Regions from separate parts of the Homo sapiens genome. Here region 2 is linked to region 1. Evidence: read pairs that join two places in POLR2A ChIA-PET (ENCODE). Cell type or tissue: B cell. All regions are shown on one strand.

Evidence for each region. ChIA-PET counts read pairs that join two places held together with the same protein. Peaks named below come from ENCODE experiments on the same cell type or tissue, not always from the same donor. Only the 100,000 strongest peaks of a DNase experiment are listed, where the experiment ranks them.
Region 2: POLR2A ChIA-PET joins it to region 1 with 5 read pairs; 4 of 35 experiments call an interaction of 5 or more read pairs at or near these places.

What each region holds. Positions count from the first base shown.
Region 1 is chrX:71,420,607-71,428,606 of GRCh38, reverse strand. It overlaps TAF1 (TATA-box binding protein associated factor 1), which reads right to left. Exons shown (of 38, transcript NM_004606.5): 29 at 7,231-7,298; 30 at 5,368-5,490; 31 at 4,541-4,633; 32 at 4,369-4,453. It also overlaps the pseudogene PABPN1P1. Among named protein-coding and RNA genes, the nearest start is that of TAF1, 58 kb to the right of the region's middle. In B cell, no CTCF peak of the experiment used is centred here; no DNase peak of the experiment used is centred here.
Region 2 is chrX:71,100,929-71,108,928 of GRCh38, reverse strand. FOXO4 (forkhead box O4) reads right to left here. Exons shown (of 3, transcript NM_005938.4): 2 at 7,189-8,000; 3 at 5,397-6,852. The coding sequence ends at 6,845. It overlaps CXorf65 (chromosome X open reading frame 65), which reads left to right and starts at 2,189. Exons shown (of 6, transcript NM_001025265.3): 1 at 2,189-2,397; 2 at 2,503-2,589; 3 at 2,792-2,929; 4 at 4,092-4,160; 5 at 4,525-4,631; 6 at 4,817-5,040. The coding sequence starts at 2,373. The coding sequence ends at 4,942. IL2RG (interleukin 2 receptor subunit gamma) reads left to right here. Exons shown (of 8, transcript NM_000206.3): 6 at 234-330; 7 at 583-652; 8 at 1,008-1,525. The coding sequence ends at 1,193. RefSeq lists enhancers at 7,561-7,610, 7,897-8,000. In B cell, no CTCF peak of the experiment used is centred here; DNase peaks (open chromatin) are centred at 3,148, 5,238 and 5,388; H3K4me3 peaks cover 1,910 bases; H3K27ac peaks cover 6,078 bases.

The DNA of each region.
Region 1 (8,000 bases):
TTAGGATTATAATCTTACCACATGGTAAGTACTTACATGCACTATTTTATTTAATCCTCAAAACAACCCTCTTGAAGGGGGGTACTATTATTCTTATTTTACAGATAGGAGAAGCAGAGACTAAGTTATTTGCTCAAAGTCACATTGCTATTAAGTGGTGGGGCCAATGTTCAAATCCAAGTCTACTTGACAATAAAGTCTGTTCACTCAACAATTTATTTTAGTCTCTCAATGTTGCCAAATAGCTTTCCAGAAATCTCACACAATTTTATACTGCCAACAGCAATACGTGAGAGCACCTGTCTCACTACCATTATGTCTACTAAAAAATTGAGTTGGCCAAGCGCAGTGGCTCACAAGGTCAGAAGTTCGAGACCAGCCTGGCCAAGATGGTGAAACCCCATCTCTACTAAAAATACAAAAATTAGCCAGGCACGGTGGCGGGAGCCTGTAATCTCAGCTACTTGGGAGGCTGAGGCAGGAGAATTGCTTGAACCCGGGAGGCGGAGGGTGCAGTGAGCCAAGATCGCGCCACTGCACTCTAGCCTGGGCGACAGAGCAAGACTCCATCTCAGAAAAAAAAAAAAAAAAAAAATTGAGCTAATCTAATAGGTTTAAAAAAAAAAGTATCTCTTTCTTTCAATTGCTTTTTTTTTTTTCTTCCTTCTTAGACTAAGTCTCACTCTATCACCCAGGCTGGAGTGCAGTGGCACTATCTCGGCTCACCGCAACCTCTACCTCCCAGGTTCAAGCAATTCTCATGCCTCAGCCTCCTGAGTAGCTGGGATTACAGGCACCCGCCTCCACGCCCAGCTAATTTTTGTATTTTTAGGAAAGATGGGATTTCACCATCTTGGCCAGGCTGATCTCAAACTGCCGACCTAAGGTGATCTATCTGCCTCAGCCTCCCAAAGTGCTGGGATTACAGGCATGAGCCACCATGCCTGGCCCAATTGCATTTCTTGGATTACTAGTGCAACAGAATATTTATTCATGTTTGTTAGCTATTTAATTTTTCTCTTTTGTGATTTGTCCATCTGCCCTCTGCTTACTTTTTTATTAGTATCTTCTGGGTTTTTCTTACTGTTTTACATAAGCTCCTTGTTAAGTCTGCCCTATGTCCTAAGTCAGCCATCACCAGGTCAAGTACCTTTCTGTAACACTCTTGCTTATCACTTGCTATACATAGTCTTTTTTAGACATCTGTGAGCTTACCAACACTTCTACTGCCAGAATTCTGGGTGATTAGGTGTTTTCATAAAACAATAATGGATAATTGACCCAACAAGGGACATTTCCACTCTCCACTTTCCAATGTGTAATAAGCACAGCAAACTGAGAAAGTACATTCTTTCAACCCAAACCAGAATGAACAAAAATGAAAATCTCATCTCCTTAATGATATATGCATGTTCTAGTTACGTATAGTTCCCTGAACTTGCCCTGCTCTTTCATTCTTCCATGATATTGAACATTGTGTTCTCTGCCCAGAATGCTTATTTCTTCATCAGTCTTTCTGACTGTCCAATCCTTCACCTTTTCTCTCCAGTTCTCTGCCCCTTCTGACAAACTTAACAGCCGTACTACTTACTGCTAAAAATTACAGGAGAAAAGTCTTATAATCATGTGGATTCTTAATTGAGAACCTCAGTACGCCAGATAATTCTCTCAAACGTCCTTAGCTCCCTCTTCTATTTGTTTAAGGAATTATAAGAAATTGTTTCCCTGCTTCATTCCTTCAATGTTTTCCCATTTAGGATCAAGTACAAACTCAAGTATAGCACACAAAATCCTCTATGATTTGACTCTTGCCTGCCTCTCAAAACAGTTATTTACCAGTATGTACACTTGAACTGCAACCCCAACACTGTCTCTTTGTTTTTTTTTTTTTGAGATGGAGTTTCACTCTTGTTGCCCAGGCTGGAGTGCAATGGCGGCATCTCGGCTCCCTGCAACCTCCACCTCCAGGGTACAAGCGATTCTCCTGCCTCAGCCTCCCGACTAGCTGGGATCACAGGCATGCACCACCATGCCCAGCTAATTTTGTACTTTTAGTAGAGACGGGGTTTCTCCATGTTGGTCAGCCTGGTCTCAAACTCCCGATTTCAGGTGATCCGCCGGCCTCGGCCTCCCAAAGCGCTGGGATTACAGGCGTGAGCCACCACACCCAGCCTGTTTCCTAAACCTATCATGCAATTTCAGGCCTCTGTGCCTTTACATATCGCTGTTCTCTCTACCCTAGAACATTTTCTCCTCCACATTCTTTGCCAAGTAAACACCATTGATCTTTCAGAACTCAGCTTAAGAAAACTCTCTTCTGGATGGGTGTGGTGGCTCATGCCTGTAATCCTAACACTTTGGGAGGCCAAGATGGGAGGATGGCTTGAGCCCTGGAGTTCCAGACCAGACTGGGCAACACAGCAAGACCCCCATCTCTATTTACAAAAAAGAAAAAGAAGAAAGAAAACCCTCTTCCAGAAAGCTTCCTCTAACCCCACTTTTTTTTTTTTTCTGAGATGGGGTCTCACTATGTTGCCCAGGCTGGTCTTGCACTCCTGAGCTCAAATGATCCGCCCGCCTTGGCCTCCCAAGGTACTAGGATCACAGGTGTGAGCTACCGCACCCAGCCCCACTCTAATTTAGATATACTGTCCTGTGACACTCTGTGCATGCTTATAGTAATAAAATTTAAGTACTATAATTTTTCTTTTCTGTTTCTCCAACTAAACTAACTTGGAGCAGAGACCATATCTAATTTGATATTAGTAACATCTATCAGTGCCAGCGCATGTAAGTACTCAATGTTTAAAAATTGAGTCATTAAAAACTGAACTATATTAGCTCGTTTATGAAGCCTTCCCTAACTCTCAGGTTATTCCTTGCTCTCGTCTGATGCAATCTGCACATACTTCTATTATAGCTCTTGTCAAGCTGCACTTTACTTATTTATTTTATTTATTTATAGAGACAGGGTCTTGCTGTTGCCCAGGATGTAGTGCAGGGGCGTGATCATAGCTCACTGCAGTCTTGAAATCCTGAGTTCAAGTGATCCTCTTGCCTTAGCCTCCCAAATATCTTAAGACTTCAGGCACTCACCACCACACCTAGCTAAGCTTTTGTTTATAAGTTTTTTATACAGACAAGGAAGGTCTTGCTATGTGTGCCCAGGCTGGTCTCAAACTCCTGGCCTCAAGCAATCCTCCCACCTCAGCCTACCAAAGTGTTGAGATTACAGGTATGAGCCACCATGCCTGGTTCCAAGCTGCATTTTAATTGTCTCTTTCTGCCAACTGGATTGTGAATTACTTGAGGACAGTGACTGTCTTTCTTATCAGTAGATTAAGCAGCTAGCACAGGGCCTGGCATATGTTATTCAATCAACTCATGTACTGAGCAAAACTCCATGCACCAAGGAAGCTCACCATGGTCTATAGCTACCCATTTCCCTAAGCTCCATGTAAGGGCCTGGGACATAGGTGAGTTTTCACATTCCAGGAAAAAGCAGTGATAGCTCAGAGCCCAAATGGATAAAAATCCATTTGATTTTTATGCTCACCTCATTTTTCTGTGCTTTCCAAGATTCCAAAAGTAAGCGTATACTACTTTTTCATCATTAACGGCTAATAGCAATCTTTATAGAACATACACACTAAAATATATGCTTGCTTTAAAAAAAAAGACTGGCTGGGAGCAGTGGCTCACGCCTGTAATCCCAGCACTTTGGGAGGCTGAGGCAGGTGGATCACCTGAGGTCAGGAATTCGAGACCAGCCTGGCCAACATAGTGAAACCCCGTTTCTACTAAAAATACAAAAATTAGCTGGGCATGGTGGCAGGCACCTGCAATCCCAGCTACTCAGGAGGCTGAGGCAAGAAAATTGCTTGAACCTGGGAGAGGTGGAGGTTGCAGTGAGCCGAGATCGTGCCATTGCACTCCTGCCTGGGCAACAAGAGTGAAACTCCATCTCAAAATAAATAAATAAATAGAAAGACTAGGTCACTCAATTGATTCTGCTATCACTGCTCAAGGTTGCTTTACGCACATAAATTTTAATAATACTGGTTAGGCGTGTTGGCTCACACCTGTAATCCCAGCATTTTGGGAAGCCGAGGTGGGAGGATTGCTTGAGCTCAGCCTGGGCAAAATAGTAAAACCCTGTCTCTACCAAAAAAAAAAAAAAAAAAAAAAAAAAGAGCCTGGCACGGTGGCGTGTGCCTGGTTCAGTGAACTATGATCACACCACAGCATCCAGCCTGGGTAAGAGAGCAAGATCCTGTCTCAAAAAAAAATTTTTTAATAATGCTAAGTAATGTTAGATGGATAGAAGATGGACGGATTCATGGAAAGAAAATAATGAGAAATACCCACCATTATACTTAACACTGTTGGCCAGAATAAGGTTTACATCATCCAGAAAGCTCTCCCGACTCTGATACTTGTGCTTGGAGATGTTCTGTGATGAAAAGAATCAGGCACTCAGATACACACACACACAGTCACTTGATTACAAAAAGGCATTTAGATCAAATCACTCACTCACCTTACGTATGGTCTCTAAATCCATTGGATTGACAATCACTTTGTAATAATCTGGAACAAATTTCTTATTAACTGGGTGATGAAATGGCCAAGACTAGTAAATAGAAAGCATAAGAAATTAAATGGAAACCACTCTTCATACGAGAATTTCACCACCTTTGTTGGGTTACAAATATTCCTAAAAAAAGCTATGGACTCTTTTCCTAGAAAAACACATAATCATACAAAACTTCTGTTTATAATGTAAGGGGTTCATAGATTCCTTTAAGGATTTCTATGCCATGATAGGATAAAAACACTTGCTGTATAGTCATAATTAAAATTCCTTATTCCCTAGTCCCAACGAGAAGTTTTATAGCATTACACATATAGAACACATTCCTATAGTACAAAAGGAAACTCTGTTGAGAATTCCTGGGGAGGATCACTGTAACAATATAAAAATGAAATAAAAGACAACCAATGGTGTCTAATTATCAAAGCATCATTTGCTTAGAAGCACCTCTAAATCAAAAGCCTCACATTCGCTAGCATCCTCTCTCTACAGGGCTATTCAGGAGCATTCATATACTGAATGTCAACAACAGGAAGCAAAAACCTCCCTACATCCAAAGATTCCTGGCCTCTTTGATTTCAATGATAATGTACTCTTAAAAAAAAAAGATAATGTACCCATATAGCAAAAAGGTCAATATTTAAAATCACATACCAGTCACAACTGACATACACCACCACTCAGACTCTCCAAAATACACACACGTGTACACCCTAAACATTTTTCCTTTCCCCTGCACGATCCTCACAGTATTTGGCACAGAGACAGCTTACATCTGGAACTGCCATCATTTTCTGGGTGACAATGTTGTCCAGAATGAAAGAAAACGCCACTTGGTCATCATCATCCAGCAAGGGGTTGATAGCTTTCTCTAAGCGAGCTAATTTGTCTTCTTTCTGAAATTAAACAAAGCAAAGCCAAGACAGAGGTTTCCCTAAGGTGTGATCACCATAGAAAAGTTAAGGACAATTTGCCGGGCGTGGTGGCTCACGCCTGTAATCCCAGCACTTTGGGAGGCTGAGGCGGGCGGATCACAAGGTCAAGAGATCAAGACCATCCTGGCTAACACGGTGAAACCCCGTCTCTACTAAAAATACAAAAAAAAACTAGCTGGGCGTGGTGGCGGGCGCCTATAGTCCCAGCTACTCAGGAGGCTGAGGCAGGAGAATGGCGTGAATCTGGGAGGTGGAGCTTGCAGTAAGCCGAGATTGCACCACTGCACTCCAGCCTGGGTGGACAGAGCGAAGCTCTATCTCAAAAAAAATAAATAAATAAAAAATAAATTAAGGATAATTTAAGTTCAGCTAGCTATCTATTACCCTTGCCCCAGAAAGTGTAACTTTGAATTGCCTATGGAATGACAAAAAGTCAAGATAAATGATATTCCAGGCTGGGCACAGTGGCTCACACCTGTAATCCCAGCAATCTGGGAGGCCGAGCAGGTGGATCATATGAGGCCAGGAACTCGAGACCAGCCTGGCCAACATGGCAAAACCCCATCTCTACTAAGAATACAAAAAAAAAAAAAAATTAGCTGGGCGTGGTGGCACACGCCTGTGGTCCCAGCTACTCGGGAGGCCAAGAATCACTTAAACCCAGGAGGCGGAGGTTGCAGTGAGCCAAGGTCATCCCACTGCACTCCAGCCCAGGTGACAGAGCCAGACCCTGTCTCAAAAAAAAAAAAAAAAAATTCCAGTAAAAGGGTCAAAAAGGATGTGTCAACAACTTCTTTAGGTACTCTACATTCTATTCTTCTGGTTCACCAAAATTTATACTTCCCTGAGTGTCAACATCATAGCTCCCCACACACACAAAAAAACATCTTTAGCAATTTAGGCTTTAAGATCATGCTCTCTGTTTTTGCTGTAAAACTACTGCTGGAAACACTAAACATTATTACTGATTAGTGACTTTTGCGTAATGGGACCTAACCCAATAAATTCATTTTAGACTCTAGTAGGAAAAAGTTTGTATTCCTATTGCTCCAAATCCTCATCAACATTTAGTATTGTCAGTCTTTTTAATTTTAGCCTTTGCAGTGGGTATGTAGTGACATCGTGGTTTAAATTTGCATCTCCTCAATAATCAATCAAGTTGAGAATCTTTCCGTGTTTACTGGCTAGTTGTCCTCTTTTGTGAAATGTCTACTTCATACTTACACTTTTGTAGGTTTATAAAGTACCATTAATTGTTTTCAGTAAGAAGAGGGAATATAGATAGATTATCATTTAAAAATTAAAACTTCTAGCACTTGCTGCTTGGTTGGTTAAAAATATGAAGAAAAAATGAAAATTCTTCCTAAAACATTGACTGGTCTCTTAGCTACAGCTGACTTCCTGGAAACTCACTTTCCTTTGCCCTTTCTAATGAGTTATGTAGGTGCTGGATCTTAATTCTAACTTTGTTAATAGTCAAGATGTCCAGAGCAAATACTTTTCTTCTACGGGCCCAGTTTTTCCATCTACAAAAGGGACTGGCCTATGAGTTCTATAAGTCCCTTCCAGCCTTCACATATACTAAAGATCTGCTACTCCCGCATATATTTTTCCTTCTGTTAAATTCCCTACTTCCTAAACCCTGATATCCCACCCCCACCTTCAAATTCCACTGCCTTTCTCTCATTCTAACTGTCTTACCTCTTTGAGTTTTTCATCACAGAGATCCAGCATGGATTGAGAGATCTGAGTCAATGAGTGTTTTGGCCCTGTAGAGGAACAGAAAGAGATGAAACCACTAATAACGGGAGGCAAAAGCTGCCAACACTTCTTTATCCTTTTAATGCACTTACTTAAGAACCTAAAATGTGTCAGGCACCAGGCTAACTGATGGGTTAGACAGATACACCAGACTTATGTCCATTTTCCAGCACCTAAAACATAGCAGTTACACAATATGAATGAATAAACTAACTTTAACTCTTTCCTTGTGTGTATCTACACACAGTAGTACTACTGCTGCTTTTAATACCTCAAACATAATACTATGGAAGGGGAGCAATAATTTCTTTAAGAATGCCTAAAGAGTGAGCAGGCGGCAGCGGGCGGCTGGGGCTGCAGGCGGTCAGGCCTCCGGGTCAGGGCGGTGGCGCCATCTTGTGCCTGGGGCCGGTGGGGAGGCCGGGGAGGGGGCCCCGGGGGGCGTAGGGGACTACGGGAACGGCCTGGAGTCTGAGGAACTGTAGCCTGAGGAGCTGCCGCTGGACCCCGAGCCGGAGCCCAAGCCTGAAGAGGAGCCGCCCTGGCCTTGCGCCCCCCACCCCCACGGGAGCTCCAGGCCTGGTTCGGGAGCCCCTGGCAGCCAAGAGGAGGAGGAGGAGCCATGACTGGTCGAGGGTGACCCGGAAGACAGCGCCATTGAGGATCCGGAGCTGGAAGCTATCAAAGCTCGAGTTAGGGAGATGGAGGAA
Region 2 (8,000 bases), 320 kb after region 1:
CCAGCTGGATCTAGGCTGTGCCACATACTACCTCTTTGGCCTTGGCCACATCCCTAAACTCTTGGATTCTGTTTCCTAAGATGTAAGATGGAGGTAATTGTTCCTGCCTCACAGGAGCTGTTGTGAGGATTAAACAGAGAGTATGTCTTTAGCGCGGTGCCTGGCACCAGTGCCTGGCATGTAGTAGGGGCACAACAAATATAAGGTCCACTTTGCTTTTCTTTTTTCTATAGAGAATCCTTTCCTGTTTGCATTGGAAGCCGTGGTTATCTCTGTTGGCTCCATGGGATTGATTATCAGCCTTCTCTGTGTGTATTTCTGGCTGGAACGGTGAGATTTGGAGAAGCCCAGAAAAATGAGGGGAACGGTAGCTGACAATAGCAGAGGAGGGTTTTGCAGGGTCTTTAGGAGTAAAGGATGAGACAGTAAGTAATGAGAGATTACCCAAGAGGGTTTGGTGATGGAAGGAAGCCACAGGCACAGAGAACACAGAATCACTTTATTTCATATGGGACAACTGGGAGAAGGGTGATAAAAAAGCTTTAACCTATGTGCTCCTGCTCCCTCTTTCTCCCCTGTCAGGACGATGCCCCGAATTCCCACCCTGAAGAACCTAGAGGATCTTGTTACTGAATACCACGGGAACTTTTCGGTGAGAACGCTGTCATAAGCATGCTGCAGTCTATCAACTGCCAACTGCCTGCCAGCAAGACAGACAGAGTGTGGGGGTGGGGGCAGAGAGGAGAGGGAAGGAGGCCCTGCACTAACTGTCAGGATGTGGCCGACCAAATGGGGCATGGACTATACAGAGAGAGACACACACAGAAGTGCAGATTATAGATTGAATGAGGCAGATGGCAACTGGTATTGGGGGCCCAGGAGCCTGTGTATCCCTTCTGTAATCAATTACAGTGGTTGCAGACATCATGAGTACTCCTTTGGCACAGAGCTCGGTCTTTTACTTCCTGCCCCTAATTGACCCCTGACCTGGACATATCTGTCTTTAGGCCTGGAGTGGTGTGTCTAAGGGACTGGCTGAGAGTCTGCAGCCAGACTACAGTGAACGACTCTGCCTCGTCAGTGAGATTCCCCCAAAAGGAGGGGCCCTTGGGGAGGGGCCTGGGGCCTCCCCATGCAACCAGCATAGCCCCTACTGGGCCCCCCCATGTTACACCCTAAAGCCTGAAACCTGAACCCCAATCCTCTGACAGAAGAACCCCAGGGTCCTGTAGCCCTAAGTGGTACTAACTTTCCTTCATTCAACCCACCTGCGTCTCATACTCACCTCACCCCACTGTGGCTGATTTGGAATTTTGTGCCCCCATGTAAGCACCCCTTCATTTGGCATTCCCCACTTGAGAATTACCCTTTTGCCCCGAACATGTTTTTCTTCTCCCTCAGTCTGGCCCTTCCTTTTCGCAGGATTCTTCCTCCCTCCCTCTTTCCCTCCCTTCCTCTTTCCATCTACCCTCCGATTGTTCCTGAACCGATGAGAAATAAAGTTTCTGTTGATAATCATCAAAAATGTCTGTCATGGGGGTGGGGAGCAGGGGAAGCCTGGGATGCAATGAGGGTGGGAGGGGAAGAAAAAGGAGTAGTACATTCATGCTGTGGAGGCAGGAGTATTACCAATTTGCTAGAAAGAGTACTGTTCTGGAAACTGACTTTTTTCCAGGTGCCCTGCACTCATTCCAGGGTTTAGTTTAGAGTTAGACTTACAATGGGCTGGGCGTGGTGGCTCACGCCTGTAATCCCAGCACTTTGGGAGGCCAAAGCGGGTGGATCACGAGGTCAGGAGATCGAGACCAGCCTGGCCAACATGGTGAAACCCCGTCTCTACTAAAAATACAAAAATTAGCCAGGCGTGATGGTGTGCTCCTGTAATTCCAGCTACTTGGGAGGCTGAGGCAGGAGAATCGCTTGAACCCAGGAGGTAGAGGATGCAGTGAGCCAAGATTGTGCCACTGCACTCCAGCCTGGGCGACAGAGGGAGACTCCATCTAAAAAAATAAAAAAAATAAAAAAAGTTAGACTTACCATGTTGTCCCCCCTTTCCAACTAATCTTTAACATACCCCACCCAAGTTTTTCTCTCCTTACCCTTACTCCACTTTTTGGCCACACCTGCCACTTCTGACCTCATAATCCCTTAACTGCAGTCTCAGGCCCCACCCCTGGGGATACTGGTTATCCACAACTATCAACAGCTCTCTCCTGCCTGTCCAGCCTGGGCATCCTCAGCCTATGAAATCCATCTGCCTCTCTAGTCCACCAACCCTATAGGCCTATTTGCCCCACACAAGGCCTCTAGAACACCCTCCTTCTGCATGACTCATCAGGGCACTTTGTGAAGAGTGAGGCGATCTTGAGGGCATGTTCATCTTCATCAAACATGGAGGTGAGGGGCAGCACAGAACTAGAGTCTGTGGATGGGGGTGGAGGGATCTGAGGGCAGTGGAGATCACAGAAATGGGCCCATGTGTCCCATCCTATCTCTTCTCAGATAATCAGCAGTTTCTGGTCAATACCAACTGTGCTGTCGTCGTGTTGCTGTATTACATCCGCAGTAAAGTAAAGTTGCCTAAAACAAGTGAGGAGCTTAGGGAGGGGACTAATGGCCAAAGGTCAGAAGGAGTTGGGTCATCTCTAACCCCCAAGCCCTCCTCCTGGCAAGAAGGGAGTTCCTCATATCCTTAGAGCTTCCTCCAACCCATTTTGTATAGGATCACTGGCCCCTTTTGCTCCCACTCTCTTTCCTTAGCTGCCCCAATTACCCTGTGATCTCCCTCCAGACACCATCGATTTGTGTGAACAAACGGGGAAAATGAAGATGCTTTTCCTGATGAAGCCCAATCATGCAGAGTATGCCAGCAAATACCTTACAGCTCGAAGCACCTACTACGTTTGTAAGGTGGAACGTGGGCCACCAGGTAGAGGCTCAGGAGTGTTCCCCAGAAATAGAATAAGGCCTTCAAGATAGATTATGAACCTTATCTTTAAAACAAGGCATCCAAGGCTGGGCATAGTGGCTCATGCTTGTAATCTCAGCACTTTGAGAGGCCAAGGCGGGAGAATCGATAGAGGGCAGGAGTTTGAGACCAGCCTGGGCAACATAACAAGAGCCTGCCTCCAAAACCAAAACCAAAACCAAAAACAACCAAAACCAAATTAAAACAAAAAACAGAACACCCTCAAACAACAGAACACCCTCAACCAGATCCAAATTGACCATCTCTAGTCAGCCTAAGGAAGGGTACTGCCTCTATAATAATAGGTTACCTCACACATACTCTCCCCTAGGTCCATACCTAAGGGGAAGAAATATCCACCAGCTCAAGGTAGGTTTTTTTTTTTTTTTTTTTGGGACAGAGTTTCGCTCTTGTTGTCCAGTTGTCCAGGCTGGAGTGCAATGGCGCGATCTCAGCTCACTGCAACCTCTGCCTCCCAGGTTCAAGCGATTCTCCTGTCTTAGCCTCCTGAGTAGCTGGGACTACAGGCACCCGCCACCAGGCCCAACTAATTTTTTAGTGCAGATGGGGTTTCACCATGTTGGCCAAGCTGGTCTTGAACTCCTGACCTCAGGTGATCCACCCACCTCAGCCTCCCAAAGTGCTGGGATTACAGGCGTGAGCCACTGTGCCCGGCAAGGTAGTCTTTATTTTTATTTATTTATTTATTTTATTTTTTGTGATGGAGTCTTGCTCTGTCACCCAGGCTGAAACAGTGGCATGATCTTGGCTCACTGCAACCTCTGCCTCCTGGGTTCAAGTGATTCTCCTGCCTCAGCCTCCGGAGTAGCTGGGATTACAGGCGCCCACCACCATGCCCAGCTAATTTTTTTTGTTTGTTTGTATTTTTGGTAGAGATGGGGTTTCACCAAATTGGCCAGGCTAGTCTCGAATTGGCCAGGCTAGTCTGGAACTCCTGACCTCAAGTGATCCGCCCACCTTGGCCTCCCAAAATGCTGGGATTACAGGCGTGAGCCACCGCATCTGGCGGGTAGTCTTTAGTGTTAGGTCCTGGAATCTTGGACTTCTGAAGGGTGGAGACTGGATGACAGGGGCTGGAGATAGCACATGGCTATGTTCACAGGAACCAGGCTGGAGAATGCTTACAGAGCTTTTGTGCCTCTCCTCAAGAATCCGGAGCCTTGGCTGCTTGGTAAGAAGTGAGATGGGGGAGGGAAGAACATGAAGGGTACAGTATATAGCTGTGTGATGGAGAATGTAGGGTGGGACTAGCGTGATATGGTAGGTCAGATGATAGGAGCCTAGGAAAAGGCGGGCAGGGTCCAGGTCCACTTTAGGAGGGACGTTTAGCTCACACCAGGTGGAATGTGCATGCGTTACTCCCCACTTCCCCCATTTCTTGGCCATCTTCTCCGTATATCTCCCTGTCACCATTCCATCATTTCCATCTTAGGCCAAGTGGGGCTCCAGCTGATGGTTTGAACAATGAATGGGAGCATCAGGAAGGGTAAGGTCTCTAGTTCTCAGAGGTGCAGGTGCCTTTTCCTTGTTCTTAGTTGCACTGCGCATACAATGTGATGCCCTGGAGAGGAGACGAATTCAGATGCTTAAAATGAAAGAAGCCAAGAAGGTCGTTATAATTGAACCCCCTGCGAGTGTCCCGGTAAGACTTGCCAAATGTGATCTGCCCCAGCACCCCCCTCTCCCTACCAGCCGACTGAATGTTCCTACACCCCAGCCCTCTGAGATGAATTTCCTGCCTCCAATTTCTTTTTTCCTTCCTTTGGCCCTGGGTTGTAGAAACCTTCCCTGCAGGGGCCTCTTTGTTTACTTACTTTCTTTTTCTAGTCCAAGCAATCAGGACGATCAGACAAAAAGAAGTCCACTCGCAAGTCTCCGACCTTTAGGAACAGACCAGACTTCAGGAAGAATAAAGGTCGCCAACTCAATAAAACCACCAAGCAAAAGAAGTAATACTAGGTGTGAAATTACTGGAATTTAACGTGAGATTTCTTTTTCTAGAAAGACTCCTTCTCCCAATATCTGCACTAAGGCTTGAGTACATACGCCCCAGGCACCTAGGAGGCTCTGAGGGTGGATGGGAGCGGCAGGAGAGGGCTGGGGCAAGCACATGGGTGGGGGTGAGGAAGGCTGTGAAGTCTAGTACAATGAGCCTTTGAGGAACGGAGTAGGGGGTGGGGTCTTCTCAAACCAGACTACCTCCCCTTGGGAGGCCTATCTCACAGCCCGCCTACTCCTGCAGGGGTTAGGTGTCCCTCCACCCCCACACTCCACCACCTCCCCGGGGTGAAATTCCCCCACCCTCCTCCATGTCTCTGCCTTTGGGCAGTTTCTTCCTCCCGCCCTTTGCCTTTTCCCCTCCCTCCCCCTTATCCAAGGGGAGAAGCAAGGCAGCAGAAACCAGAGCTGGTTATAGGCATTTATTGAATTTATTCATTTATTGATTTGACACACTTCCCCACTCCAATCTAGCACATGATACAATCTGGGTAGGCCAGGCGCTGACACAGGAAATGATGGGAACCCACAGCAGGGGTGGGGGAGGGGACGATGCAAAGGGCACTGGGGGAAGGGCTGCTTTGGGGGCTGGGGTGGAGAAGGAGCCCCAGATGGCCTCCCTGGCAGGTGCTAGTAAACCTGATCCACATCCCCCCCCATCCCTGCTCATTTCCCAGACCCTCAGCCAAGCTCCCCAGCTCCCCCTTCCCTGTTCCTCCCCTCCCCGCTGCCTGCTGCCACACACACTTCCACATAACCCCTGCAGTCAGGGAAGGGGAAGAAGGGCAGGGACAGCTGTCAGGGGCCTTGAACAGGGAGGTCTCTGTACCTAACTTTACCATCCTAAATCCTTCCCTCCTTCTCTTCTCTCCCCTCCCAGTCCCTTCCCTGGCCCCAAGCTAATTCCAGGCCTTCAATGTACTCTCCCACCATAGCACTAACCCATGCTGGGTCATAGAAGAGTGTGGCTGCACCCTAACACCACACACTCCCAGGCACAAGTTGAAGGAATGAGGGGACCTGGGTTAGCTTTTTTGTTAGGGAAACTCTAACCTATTTCTGCATAGACCTTTCTCTATACCTGGTCCGTAGGGGAGCTCTTCCCTGTGTTTACTATTACTCCCCACCTCTCCCCACTTCCCTGTGTCTCCTAATATTTATTGTCTGTAGTGTTTGTATCATGTCACTATCACAAAGCCTTCAGAAAGAAAAAAAAGCATTCTGCCCACCACTAGCACCCTGCCATGGTTAAAAAATCTCTATATTTGTGTTTATATTTCTTTAAAAGTTTATAAAAAGCCTTTCTGTTATCTGCAGCCTTCTAAGGGTGATTTGGCCTGGCGAGCCACTCCAGTGCTCAGACCTTGGCCCTTCCAGATCCCCTAAACAGCCCACCCACCGCACATCACTGGCCTAAGGGGCCACTGCATAGAAATCCCAGGCTCCAGCTAGCCTGGCTCAGCTCAGATAAGACTCTCTACAAAAAAATCCTGCTCCCAAAGGCAGGGGTAAGGCCACTGGTGACTTCACATTTCCAACAGCATTGCTCATCTTGCTACAAAGCCTAAGTGGGTAGGAATGGGGAAAGCCGATGATGGCTCCTGAGAGGGGGCCTTACCCCCTAATTGGCACAGTGAGAAAAACCCTCTCCCCTTTCCCCTCCCATCTCCCTCCCCATATCGTCCCCAGATGGGGCAGCTTTATCTTTATAATTTCTTCAACACCTGTGTGTGACCAGACCCCACCCTAGCTCTAAAGCAGGGTCCCAAATTCCTGGGGAGGGCTCAAGGGTAAAGAGTAGATATGAACACGCCTGGCTCCACATCTGAAGCAGGGGACAAAGCTTCCAGGCATGACTCAGGGATCTGTGGGAAGAAGAAACAGAGAACAAGGTAAGAGGCTTACCTGGGGCTTGCCAACATTCTATCATCCAGATTCCCACCAAAGAAGATGGTGGCACCTAACCCGCTTCCATACACATACCTTTTCTGTGCTACCTTGCAGGGCTGGGCACAGCTAAGGGGCCTGGAGGTCCCATCCGGAAACTATGCTACTGTAATATGACATCTTCCCTCCAGTTCCCCAGGAGCTCTGGCTACCACTTGTCCTAAATCTCCCCTTCGCCCAGATCATGGGACTAGCTGGGCACCTAGGAGTGGTAATAGGCTATGAGGTGCTGTGGTGATTAGGGGGTACTGTACCTGGCTCAAAGTTGAAGTCCAGTCCCTCGCCCTCATCCATGAGGTCACTGATGATGTTATCCATGTCACACTCCAGGTTCTCCATATACATATCAAGATCTAGATCCTGAGGCATTCTGTCTTGGCTTGCAGCTTCAGTAGGGGGTGTGAGCACAGGAGTCCCCAGAGCCTTGGGGATGGGGGCACTTGCCATGACTGGAGGTGGTGCTATCATAGAAAGGGTGGGAACCAGACTGCTGGGGCCTGGAGCCTCTAGGGGCTTGGGACACAGGCCGACGCCCGTGGCCAGCTTACTGGAGGAAGGAAGCCCCCCCAGCAACAGAAGAGTCGGAGCCTGGGACAGAATGGGATCTACCTGGGTCATGAGGACGTCAGCAGGGGGTGGTGGCGTATCAGAGGTGAGCAGGGCCTCCAGAGCCTGGGAGCTGGAGAAGCACCCTTCTCCTGCTGACAGGGGCCCCTCTGCTGGGCTGAAAAGGGAGCTGCTGTAGGTGTGTAAGGGGCCGGTAACCCCAGGATGCTGCAAAGAGAAGCCAGAGAGACCACTCCGAGATAGCAGGGAATGGGAAGAGGTGAGATTGAGCCCATCTAACAGCTCTAGACCTTCATTGAGGGTGGGAGGGACACCCCCTGCATAACTGCTGACTGAAGCTGGTATTTCCTCCGCCAGCACCTCAGACTCTGGCCTCAAGGGGGACAGCCGGGTGCTGACACTGCTGGCATTTGAACTGCTTCGTGGACGGAAGGTGGTCCACATATCGGCTTCTTCACGGTTTCGAGAGCAAGGGCTGCCTGACCACTTGGCAAAGTGG